Linked DNA regions of Homo sapiens: region 2 is linked to region 1. Evidence: read pairs that join two places in POLR2A ChIA-PET (ENCODE). Cell type or tissue: MCF 10A. All regions are shown on one strand. Links, peaks and the distances in the headings refer to the core of each region. The heading gives the core; the rest is flanking DNA. Region 1 has its middle 110 kb from the start of LINC00581. Region 2 overlaps LINC00581 (long intergenic non-protein coding RNA 581).

Region 1 (5,377 bases), core at 217-5,216:
TCTAGGGAGGAGGGGAGGGGAGGGGGCTGGTGGACCCTGAGAAACACAGCCTAACTGAGAGAAGAGAAGGCATTGCACTTCAAACGCTAAGAGGTGTGGAGCTTATCTGGACAGCATAGAGAGCTGTAGAAGGCAGTAACATGATCAGATTTAGGTTTTCAAAAGATCACAGTGGCAGTGAGGAAAAAGATTTGGAATGGGATCAAAAGCCAGGGGACCACCTAGGAGACAATGCAGTCCAGGCAGAAGATGAGAAAATCCTCAAGTACTGCAGGAGCAATGGGAATGGAGAAGAGGAGATAAAATAATTTTTTAGGGTCAGGCATGGTGGTTCACGCCTGTAATCCCAGCACTTCGGAAAGCCCGAGGCGGGCGGAGCACCTGAGGTCAGGAGTTCAAGGCCAGCCTGGCCAGTGTGGCTAAACCCCGTCTCTACTAAAAATACAAAAATTAGCTGGGCATGGTGGCAGGCACTTGTAGTCCCAGCTACTCAGTAGACTGAAGCAGGAGAATGGCGTGAACCTGGGAGGCAGAAGTTGCAGTGAGCCAAGATCGTGCCACTGCACTCCAGCCTGGCGACAGAGGGAAACTCTATCTCAATAATAATAATCATAAAAATTTTTTAGGAGCTGGAATCTGTAGGGCTCTGTATGGCTGAGAAGAAAGGCTGGTGGTGCCATTCCCCAGAGAAGCCTAGAGGAGTAACAGGATCTTGTCTGGGAAGAGGAGGCTGGTTGGGTAGAGACAAACTAACACACTAGGTTTTGACCGTGTTGATTTTGAAGTGCCTGTGGATCATCCAGTAGAAAGGCAGCATTGGTAAAGGAGCAGAGTTCAGGAGAAAGGTCCAGGCTTAGGGTCAAAAACAGAGATTCAGGTCTATAGTTATCTCACCAAGAAACCTCTAGGCTCTCCCAGAAGTGGAGACTAGAAGAAACCTAACAACGTATGTCCCTAAGTGTGAAACTGGAAATTCAGGCTTAGTCTCTAAATTCCAAAGCAGGAGCAAAATCTCAGACAACTGAAATCTCCTAAATCTCAGACAATTTAAAATTTAAAAAAAAAAAAAGCATTACATTTAGGAGGAGTTACAAGTTTTGACAATAGAAAAGACACTAGGTTAGCAGTCCTGTCTGTGTCCTTCCATACAAATTCAACCCACCACTTGCTTTGTGACGGCAGGAGATTAATCTGGACTCGATTAGTTTTTCTTTGCAAAATGAGAACTGAATGAATTCTGTGGTCTCTTGTGGGGTCCCACCCTGGCTGCAAATAAAGCCACATCCTTTCGTTTTTCAAATTAAACCTGACTTGAGCTTCCAGAGATTGTCAGAGTATCCAATCCCTCTTTCTAAATTGCCCAGATTACTCAGTTCTAGTAATAAACACCTTTTGGAGAGAAAACGGATATCTATGACCAGTCTGCTAGGTAGGAGGTGCTTTCACCCTTGTCACAGCCTCACTGCAGACCCACACGGTGACAGTTCAGTGCAGCCTCCTCTCCTGTGACGATGCCACTGCCGGCTTGGATCTTTGCACTGAGTGGTTCTTCAGGGGAGGATGTGATTGGCTCTGAAGGCTCACAACCCTTGGGTTGCATTTCTTTGCTGGGCCATTTCCTCCAACAACTTGTCAATGCCTGGGCCTAGAGGACTTTGCAGGCCCAGCCACGCCCTGCACCCAAACCACCTCTGTGCCATTCCGCTGTTGTAGAGTTGGATTACACTTCTACATACCCTCCTGGACATCATGGTGAGTTCCCCTTTCAGGAACACTTAGGGTCTTTTCCTGCCGACAGAACCCATTCAGCCCACTCCAATCCATCAGTTGAGTAGTTTGTGGACTTACTCATTTACTTTACATTAAAATGACTCTTCCCAGAGCAACGGACACCTCCAGGAAGACTTGCTATCTCTAGGATAGAAAAGTGATTGGCACATTTTAAATGGTGACCTTCTTTCATTTAAAAACAAAAGGTAAAACAATCCTAATTAGCAACAGTAAGAAAAAGTGTCAGAGGCCTTTGAACCAGAGCAACTCCATCTTGAATAGGAGCTGGGCGAAATGAGGCTGAGACCTACATACTGGGCTGCATTCCCAGATGGGTAAGGCATTCTGTCACAGGATAAAATATGAGGTTAGCACAAGATACCAGTCATAAAGACCTTGCTGATAAAATAGATTGCAGTAAAGAAGCTGGCCAAATCCCACCAAAACCAAGATGGCAATGAGACTGACCTCTGGCTGTCCTCACTGCAACACTCCCGCCAGCACCATGACAGTTTACAAATGCCATGGCATCAACAGGAAGTTACCCTGTATGGTCTAAAAAGGGGAGGTATGAATAATCCACTCCTTGCTTAGCATATCATCAAGAAATAGCCATAAAAATGGGCAACCAGCAGCAAGTGGGGATGCTCTGTCTACGGAGTAGCCATCCTTTTATTCCTTTACTTTCTTAATAAACTTGCTTTCACTTTACTCTATGGACTTGCCCTGAATGCTTTCTTGCATGAGATCCAAGAACCCTCTCTTGGGGTCTGGATCCAGACCCCTTTCCTATAACAAAAGGAGAAGACGAAAGGAAGGATGAGGATATCTCACTCTGAGAAGCAAAACTTGTGTCAGTCAGCAACCCATTAAGCGGAGGCAGTCACTGATTGGAAATCATCTGCCAGGGTCCAAGTTTTCAGCTGAGTCTGTGGGAAATTGGTGCAGTATGTGGGTAGGGGGAGTCCATCTCCATGACAGAAAGGATGGGTGGTGGTCACCACCACCACCACCCACCCAGCAGCCACCTGGCCACATATGGTGGCCATATGCTGTGAGGGCCCTTCCTGCTTTCTCTCCTCTTGGATATAAAAGTGAGGGCCAACCACAGGCTGCCCAGAGTCCTGGGGGTGAGAGTGTCCATCCTGAGGCATCAAAAAAGTGTGGGTGGAGGCTGAGTGATTTTCAAAAAAGAGAAAGGGCAGCTTTGCAATGCAGTGTGGGGAGAGCAGACTGGGCTGATGCATGAGGCCGCAAAACAACCCAGAAAAACATCTCCGTGGCTTGCACAATCATCCTCTGAATATGTGTCATCAAACACGAGACCATCTTTACCTGGCAATAACGCAGCTGAAATCAGTCATTTAAGGAGTTTCTCACTATTACTGAGCCCAACATGGTCTTTAACTGTTGTCTACCCCATAAAAAAAAAAAAATAGGAGGCTGAAGTGCAGGAAAATTTTTTTTTCTTCTTAATCACATGAAATGTTGTGAGTACACGCCAGAGAATAGGCCTGAATTGGATGTTTTTTGATGCCTTAAATTTAAACAGCTGGGCTTTTTTTCTTTTTTTCTTTTCTTTTTTACAGTAGCTGCACTATCCTGTTTAACTTTTGAAATGAAGGATTTGAGTTTTCATAGGGAATCTACATTTCATCTTAAAGCTGGAACACAGCATCTTTAACTTTTCTCTAAAGTTGAGTTCTCTGCGGATCAGGATCCTCTTTTTGCTTCTTGTTCATCTTGTATGTCTGGGATATCATAGAGACAGAACCTAGCCGGAATATATACCTGGTAGTTCCAGGACCCTACATCCCATCAGATGCAAACCTAAGAAAGTGACTTGCTGATCTCTGGTTTTGTAATTAGAGAACAAGCCAAGAGAAAAGGTACACTTTTATAACTAGTGGTTGCTATAATTAAAGTTATTAGTTAAGGAAGAGCTGTTACTTGGGGCAAAACAATCAGAAGGAAATTTTAGCAATTAAGTCAAATTCATTGCAGTGGTGAATTTTTTTCCCTTCTGGAAAACAAAACAACCTTGGGTAAGTGTTCTCAAAGAGCATCTTGACTCTGCAGTGGCTGGAGAGCAAACAGTGAACAGTGAACTGTGCTGTTGACTCTATCAGTAGGTTAATTAAGAAAGCTGTTAGTGATGATAAAAAAGGCCAGCACATTTTCAGTTCATATTGACAAAATCCATGACATCGGCAGAACTGATGTTTGTTCAATACGAAGAAGACATGCTAGAGGCATTTAGGGGAAAAGGAGGACAAAGGAAGCTGATAGTTCAGTACGGGATGTCCCGTATTAACGTTAGCAGAGTTGTTCATTTGAAATTCCATGTGTCGTTTCCTCTCCTATAAATTATGTAAGCAGAGGTGTTTAGGGCCTCAGATTCCATCAGGAAAAAAAAAAAAAAACCTAGTTCTCTCATAATGGGGTAATCACAAAGGAGCACTGATTTGGGAGCTGAGAGACTGAATTCTGATTCTAGATCTGCATCTAACGTGCTGTGTGGTTGGGGACAGTGGATTTGACTCCGTGGGTTTCCATTTCTAGACTCTATGTATCTTTTAAGTACAGTCCAGTTTCAGAAACACAACAAACCTACCTTTCCTATGTAGCATCTTCCTTTGGGGGAAATACGTCCAAAACTTCAATATGGGATGATAGGAACCTATTGCCCACCGGGCATTACCAGTCCACCTGATCCACCCGATGGGCTGAGTGAGAGGGAGTCCCTCCTGTTCCAGCTGCTGCTGGGGTCTGGGCAAAGACTGATGAGGAGTCTGAGAGGAGACAGTGTTGGGGGTCATCCTACACGAGCCAATCCTGAAGGCAGACCTTGTCCAGGACAAGGCTTCTAGTTCCCAGTGAAGCTTTATTTCATCTGCTTAGCGTTTAGTGTTCTGTTTCTCTCTTGTTCCCACTCCCCTAGTTTGTCCCTTTGGAGCAACCAAGCACACAGTATTTGTGCAATTGCTTAGGGGAAATGGAGAGGAGTGAAGAGTGTTCTTTCTAGACTCTGGGGTGGAACTCCACTTCCTTCTCTTTTTCTTTTCTTTTCTTTTCTTTTTTTTTTTTTTTCTTTGAGATAGAGTCTTGCTCTGTCGCCGAGGCTGGAGTGCAGTGGTGCAATCTCGGCTCACCGCAACCTCCGCCTGCCGGGTTCAAGTGATTCTCCTGGCTCAGCCTCCTGAGTAGCTGGGACTACAGGCATGCGCCACCACGCCCGGCTAATTTTTGTATTTTTAGTAGAGACTGGGTTTCACCATATTGGCCAGGCTGGTCTCAAACTCCTGACCTCAAGTGATCCCCCCACCTCAGCCTCCCAAAGTGTTGGGATTACAGGCGTGAGCCACTGTGCCTGGCCCTCTTTTTCTTTCTTAGGAGGCTACCACTGGTGCACTCCTAGCTGGTATCGGCCCAGGGCAGGAGCCACTAGAGAAAAGAGGAAGTGAGGGAGAAGGCACCTCTCACAGTTTGCCTAGGAGGGAAGGGAGATGTAATCAATGCACTCATAATATTTTAACACAATTACTCCTCACCTAGGAGATGAGTTTATAGCATGATTTCTTGAGGCCTTTTTTATCTGTCAATATTT
Region 2 (5,377 bases), core at 110-5,109, 88 kb after region 1:
AGGAAATAAAACCGATTCCATTTTTATTTTAAAGTCAATTAAATTTGAATTCAATCAAGAAAGTTGATTAGAAGTTGATTAGAAGATGCATGCACACAAATACATTTGAAATGAATTTATGTCTGTTAATTGTGGATTTGAGATTTTATTTATGAAAACTAGGGTCTTTGAATTTCCACTTGATATCTACCTAATTTTTGTATTATTGAGAGAGTCCATTGGTGGAAAGTACCCAGGGTTAGGAGCTAGATTTAGGTTTGAATCTTTTTTTTTTTTTTTGAGACAGAGTCTCGCTCTGTTTCCCAGGTTAGTAAGCAGTGGCACGATCTCGGCTCACTGCAACCTCCATCTCCCGAGTTCAAGCGATTCTCCTACCTCAGTCTCCCAAGTAGCTGGGATTACAAGAGTGCACCACCACACATGGCTAATTTTTGTATTTTTAGTAGAGATGAGGTTTCACTATGTTGGCCAGGCTGGTCTCAAACTCCTGACCTCAAGTGATCTGTCTGCCTCGGACCTCCAAAGTGAGCCACCAGGCCCAGAAAGATTCAGGTTTGAATCTTGACTCTACACTTTTTTAAACCTTGGATAAATCTTGATTTAACCTTGGATAACTTCCCTAAGTTTCCATTTCCTCATCTGTAACATGGGAATAGTAACACCCCTTTGCAGGATCATTGGAAGTATTAGAAATAAACTCCACATAAAGTCCGTATGTATAAAGATATGTAAAGATGCACAGGTATGCTACATACAAAGTCACGTAGTAGGTACACAATAAATTGTGGTCATCATTGTTATTTTCTATTTTAATTTTTTAAAACTCTGTTACACTTCAGACAGATAGTCATTTTGTTGGCTAGCCTTTCTAGCTCATGAAACCTGTGACTATGTTCTATAGCCATATAATTTCCTCAAGCTTTGAACATTAAAATTAAATACAGAATAATCCTGCAGATATGGATACTTTCAGCTCAGCTGTTTCCTGTCTGTGAAAATATCACAATTTATTTAATAACTGATGTCAGAATAGGTTTCAAGCAACCTATAGAATAGTAATGAAGCTGGGTTTAAACAAATGTGTCTGTTTATATTTAATTCCCTCCACTTTCTGATAGAATGAACAGTTTTATTAGAAAATAATCAGTGTGTGGATCTCTTTTCTACACACTGTTTCCACCTTAACTACCTAGACCCTCTTAATCTCCGTGATTCTCATTGAATTGGGTTCTTAACAGATAACAATGAATTTTAAGTACAGTGGGTACCGCATTCTTCATTCTGTGGGGTAACTGATTTGATGGAACAATAGATTTGGAGTTCCAATCTGGGGCGGAGTGCAGAATTTACAGAAAAAAATAGATAACTCGGCAAAATAAACAATATCTTTCGAGGACTTATAATTCCCTCTCCAGAAAGGGCTGGCAGAGTCATTCTTTTGCTATGTATCTTATTTTGTTAGAGACATAAATCTCAGTTATAAAATCAGTTGAGGCCGGGCACGGTGGCTCACATCTGTAATCCCAGCACTTTGGGAGGCCAAGGCAGGCGGATCACTAGGTCAAGAGATCGAGACCATCCTGTCCAACATGGTGAAACCCCCGTCTCTACTAAAAATACAAAACTTAGCTGGGCATGGTGGCGGGTGCCTGTAGTCCCAGCTACTCAGGAGGCTGAGGCAGGAGAATCACTTGAACCCAGGAGGCGGAGCTTGCAGTGAGCCAAGATTGCACCATTGCACTCTAGCCTGGGCGACAGAGTGAGACTCCATCTCAAAAAAAAAAAAAAATCATTTGAGGACTGTGTTATGCAACTTTATAAACCACATGCTTGAGAGCTTCACAAAGTTTCCCTACAGTCGGAGAATCCTACTCATCCCCCTTCGCTCAGGAATTTTTCATTAGAGGCTTGAGGCATGTGAGTTAATAGGGTTCATGATCCCCATTCTGTTTTTCCTCTAAGCAGGTCTCCTAAGAGCATTAATTTGTGCATTCTATTTCAATAGAGACTTTAACACAAAAAAAGGTCAAATTATTACCCACATAATTTTTGTCACTTATTAGAAAAGTCTCAGTTGTCAAGTCCCTTTTCACCTGAGAAGTTCATGTGAGATGAGTTCCAACTTCTTTGCAGTGATCCGTGCTGATATTCAGCATTCTGGAAATTCTGCATGCAAATCTCAACCTGTAGGTGAAAGTTACCTTTTAAACTTCAACTCCCCCTTCAATAAAGACAATTTTCAACCTTTCTGGTAACAGACATTAGTTAAATTCTAACAGTCTAATTTTTTTGTTGTTTGTTTTTGTATCAGCCATACAACATCCCCAAATGGTTTGCTTTTCTAATAAAAATGAATTTTTTTTCTTGGCTGGGTTTTTTTTTTCTCTCTCTCTCTCTCTTTTCTATGTTGCTCAGGCTGGTCATGAACTCCTGGCCTCAAGTGATTCCCCTGCTTTCCAAAGTGCTGGTATTACAGGCATGAGCCACCATGCCCAGCCTTAAAAAAGAAATTTTTAAAATGCAAATATTCCCTACTGTCATGGGCTTCTATTTGAAGGCAAGAGTCCAAAGGTCTTTACAGAGGGTCTCCTGCAGTTTGCTGGACCGCAGCCAGTCACTATGGAGGAAGAATAGGGTGGGAGGACTCAGGGTATCCCCACCGGCCCCTCTTTCCTGCCCAGTGGAGCCGACAATCCTAGGTCAAACTGTGGGTCCTGCAAAATTCTACAGAAAACCCTGATTAGAGGCCTAAAGAATAAATCCACTGATTTACAAGAGGCTTTCCCTGACCTCATAGGGTGATTTAGAGGGGGCCCAGAGATGTCATTCACATTTAAAGAAAAAACGCAACTTGAGTCTTGTAGCTTGAGTCTCAGGCTGGACTGCACTTATTCAAGTGCCCTCTTGTTCCTTCTCATCATGGTCTCCTCAGATGCCAGGTGTGGGCCTCCAGCTATTTGGTCCAATACTTAGCAAGAGTGATTGTCTGTATCCTCTTAGTGGTACCCTCTGTGCTGCTTGGGTCTGAAGTTGGAAGGGTGATATTGAGGCAAAACCCCAGAGCAGCTTGTTGACTTTGTTTCCACTGGCTTCTCCTCGTGTTTTGGTTGACTTGGTCAACATCGTTCCTCCCAGCATTCAAGACTCCATATAGAGCACCATTCAAAACCTGTTCTGTCTTCAGGGAACTTTCATTGCAGGTGGTTTTCTACTGAGGGAGAAGGTAGGAGAAGTGTTCAGATGCTCTAAAAATTCAAGTTCCCCAAAAGCAAAGGATCTTGCCACATCATGACTTTTTCCTAATGAGCCTCTCTTTGCAGGGGAAAGAGTAGTTCTGATTGAAAGGCAAAATCTCTCCCTTCCAAGAAGGAAGCTCAAATCAGATCATTTTACTTCTCTGCTAGACACCTTCTCATCCTTTCACATCTTAGTAAAAACCAGTGATTAAAATGGTGCTGTCTCTGCATGATAGGGTCTTTTGGCACCTCTCAGGCCTCATGCCTCCTCCTTCTTTCTGACCCCATTCCAGCCTCAGTGGCCTCCTCACGGTCCCTCCAGCATGGCCAGCACGCCCCTGCCTCTGGTCTTTGCACATGCTGTGCCCCCTGCCTGAAATGCTGTTCTGCACATCTCTGCAGAGCTCTTTCCATGGCATCTTCCAGTCTTCATTCAACTGCCACCCTCCCAAGTGACACCTTCCCTGACCATCCCATCTAAAATTACACATATAACTCCCATCCTCCCCTAACACTCTTTCCATCCTCTTCTGTGCTTTACATTTATTCTTAGCACCCATAACTGTCTTATGTACTATTGTTCAAGCAAGATAAACAGGAGGCCATTTACCGGAGCCTATCTTCGTACTTTGTGTTCCTATGTAACAACCGCCCCCTCAACCAACTTAGTATGTAAACCAGCTGAAACATAAGTGAATAGTATATATTTTATATTTATATATATATATATAGTAACAAATAGCCAAGTTTCAGCCAATCACAAGCAGCCAACTCATCACACCATGTCCAAATAAGGCAAACACCTAGCTGTAGCCAACCAGGTGATTGCTCTGCTCTGCTTCTGAGTTCAGCTCCTGCTGCTGGGCTGAGCTGTCTGAACTTCTGGCTCTGAGGGCTGCCTAACTTAGGAATCCTTCTTTGCTCAAATAAACTCTTAAATTTATTTGAGAGACAAACTCTATCTAAAAGTTTTTTTTAACACTATGTAGTTTGAAAGTGTATATCATTATCTGTTGGGTTTTTTTTTTTTTTGAGATGGAGTCTCACTCTGTTGCCCAGCTGGAGTGCAGTGGCGCGATATTGGCTCACTACAACCTCTGCCTCCAGGGATCAAGCAATTCTCCTGCCTCAGCCTCCCGAGTAGCTGAGATTACAGGTGCCTGCCACCACGCCCAGCTAATTTTTGTATTTTTAGTAGAGACAAGGTTTCACCATGTTGGCCAGGCTGGTCTCGAACTCCTGACCTCAAGTGATCCACCCGCCTCGGCCTCCCAAAGTGCTTGGATTACAGGTATAAGCCATCACACCCAGCCTACCTGTTGGCCTTTAAAAATGAAAGCACCACAAGGGAAGGGATTGACATCCTATTTGTTCATTCCTGTATCTGCAGCACTTAGAATGGTGTGTGACCGGCACATAGCAGGTGTTCAATGAACGTGGGGTGAACAATGAATGCCTGAACAAAGAATAAAGTGAGGACCATTTGTGGCTTTATTTTTTTATTTTTTTTTGAGATGGAGTCTCGCTCTGTCACCCACACTGGAGTGCAGTGGCACAATCTCAGCTCACTGCAACCTCTGCCTCCCAGGTTCAAGTAATTCTTCCACTTAAGCCTCCCGAGTAGCTGGGACTACAGGTGCCACCACCACGCCCAGCTAACTTTGTATTTTTAGTACAGACAGGTTTTCACCATGTTGCCCCGTCTGGTCTCAAACTTTTGACCTCGAGTGATCCTCCCACCTTGGCCTCCCAAAGTGCTGGGATTCTAGGCATGAGCCATCACGCCTAGCCTATGGCCATTCTTGACTATCCTCAGCCAAGGGCACCCAGCTCATGCTTTCCCGAGGGCCACATGGTTCTCGCAGCACCCCGCAGAAGATCAGAGGTGCTGCCCAGACTCTGGTTGTGCTCCTGAGAAACTGAGTCTTCTGCATCCTCTTATCATTGGCCATTGACCTGGCTGGAGATGCAAACTGTGTTCCTTGGCTTTTTGTATGCATAAACTGAATGTTTGAAGCCTCACCTTCCTTTGGATACAGATGAAATCATATTTAATGAAATATAAATCATAATAACTCTCAGCCCCCCTCCACCCCGCATAATTGCAGGAACTCTACGCATCCCCCCCGCCCCAGCTTTCT

Evidence for each region. ChIA-PET counts read pairs that join two places held together with the same protein. Peaks named below come from ENCODE experiments on the same cell type or tissue, not always from the same donor. Only the 100,000 strongest peaks of a DNase experiment are listed, where the experiment ranks them.
Region 2: POLR2A ChIA-PET joins it to region 1 with 6 read pairs; 2 of 35 experiments call an interaction of 5 or more read pairs at or near these places.

Annotation. Positions count from the first base shown.
Region 1 is chr6:21,399,544-21,404,920 of GRCh38, forward strand. No RefSeq gene overlaps it. Among named protein-coding and RNA genes, the nearest start is that of LINC00581, 110 kb to the right of the region's middle. In MCF 10A, for the core only: no CTCF peak of the experiment used is centred there; a DNase peak (open chromatin) is centred at 3,058.
Region 2 is chr6:21,488,115-21,493,491 of GRCh38, forward strand. LINC00581 (long intergenic non-protein coding RNA 581) reads right to left here. Exons shown (of 4, transcript NR_103790.1): 3 at 2,094-2,184. Among named protein-coding and RNA genes, the nearest start is that of LINC00581, 21 kb to the right of the region's middle. In MCF 10A, for the core only: no CTCF peak of the experiment used is centred there; no DNase peak of the experiment used is centred there.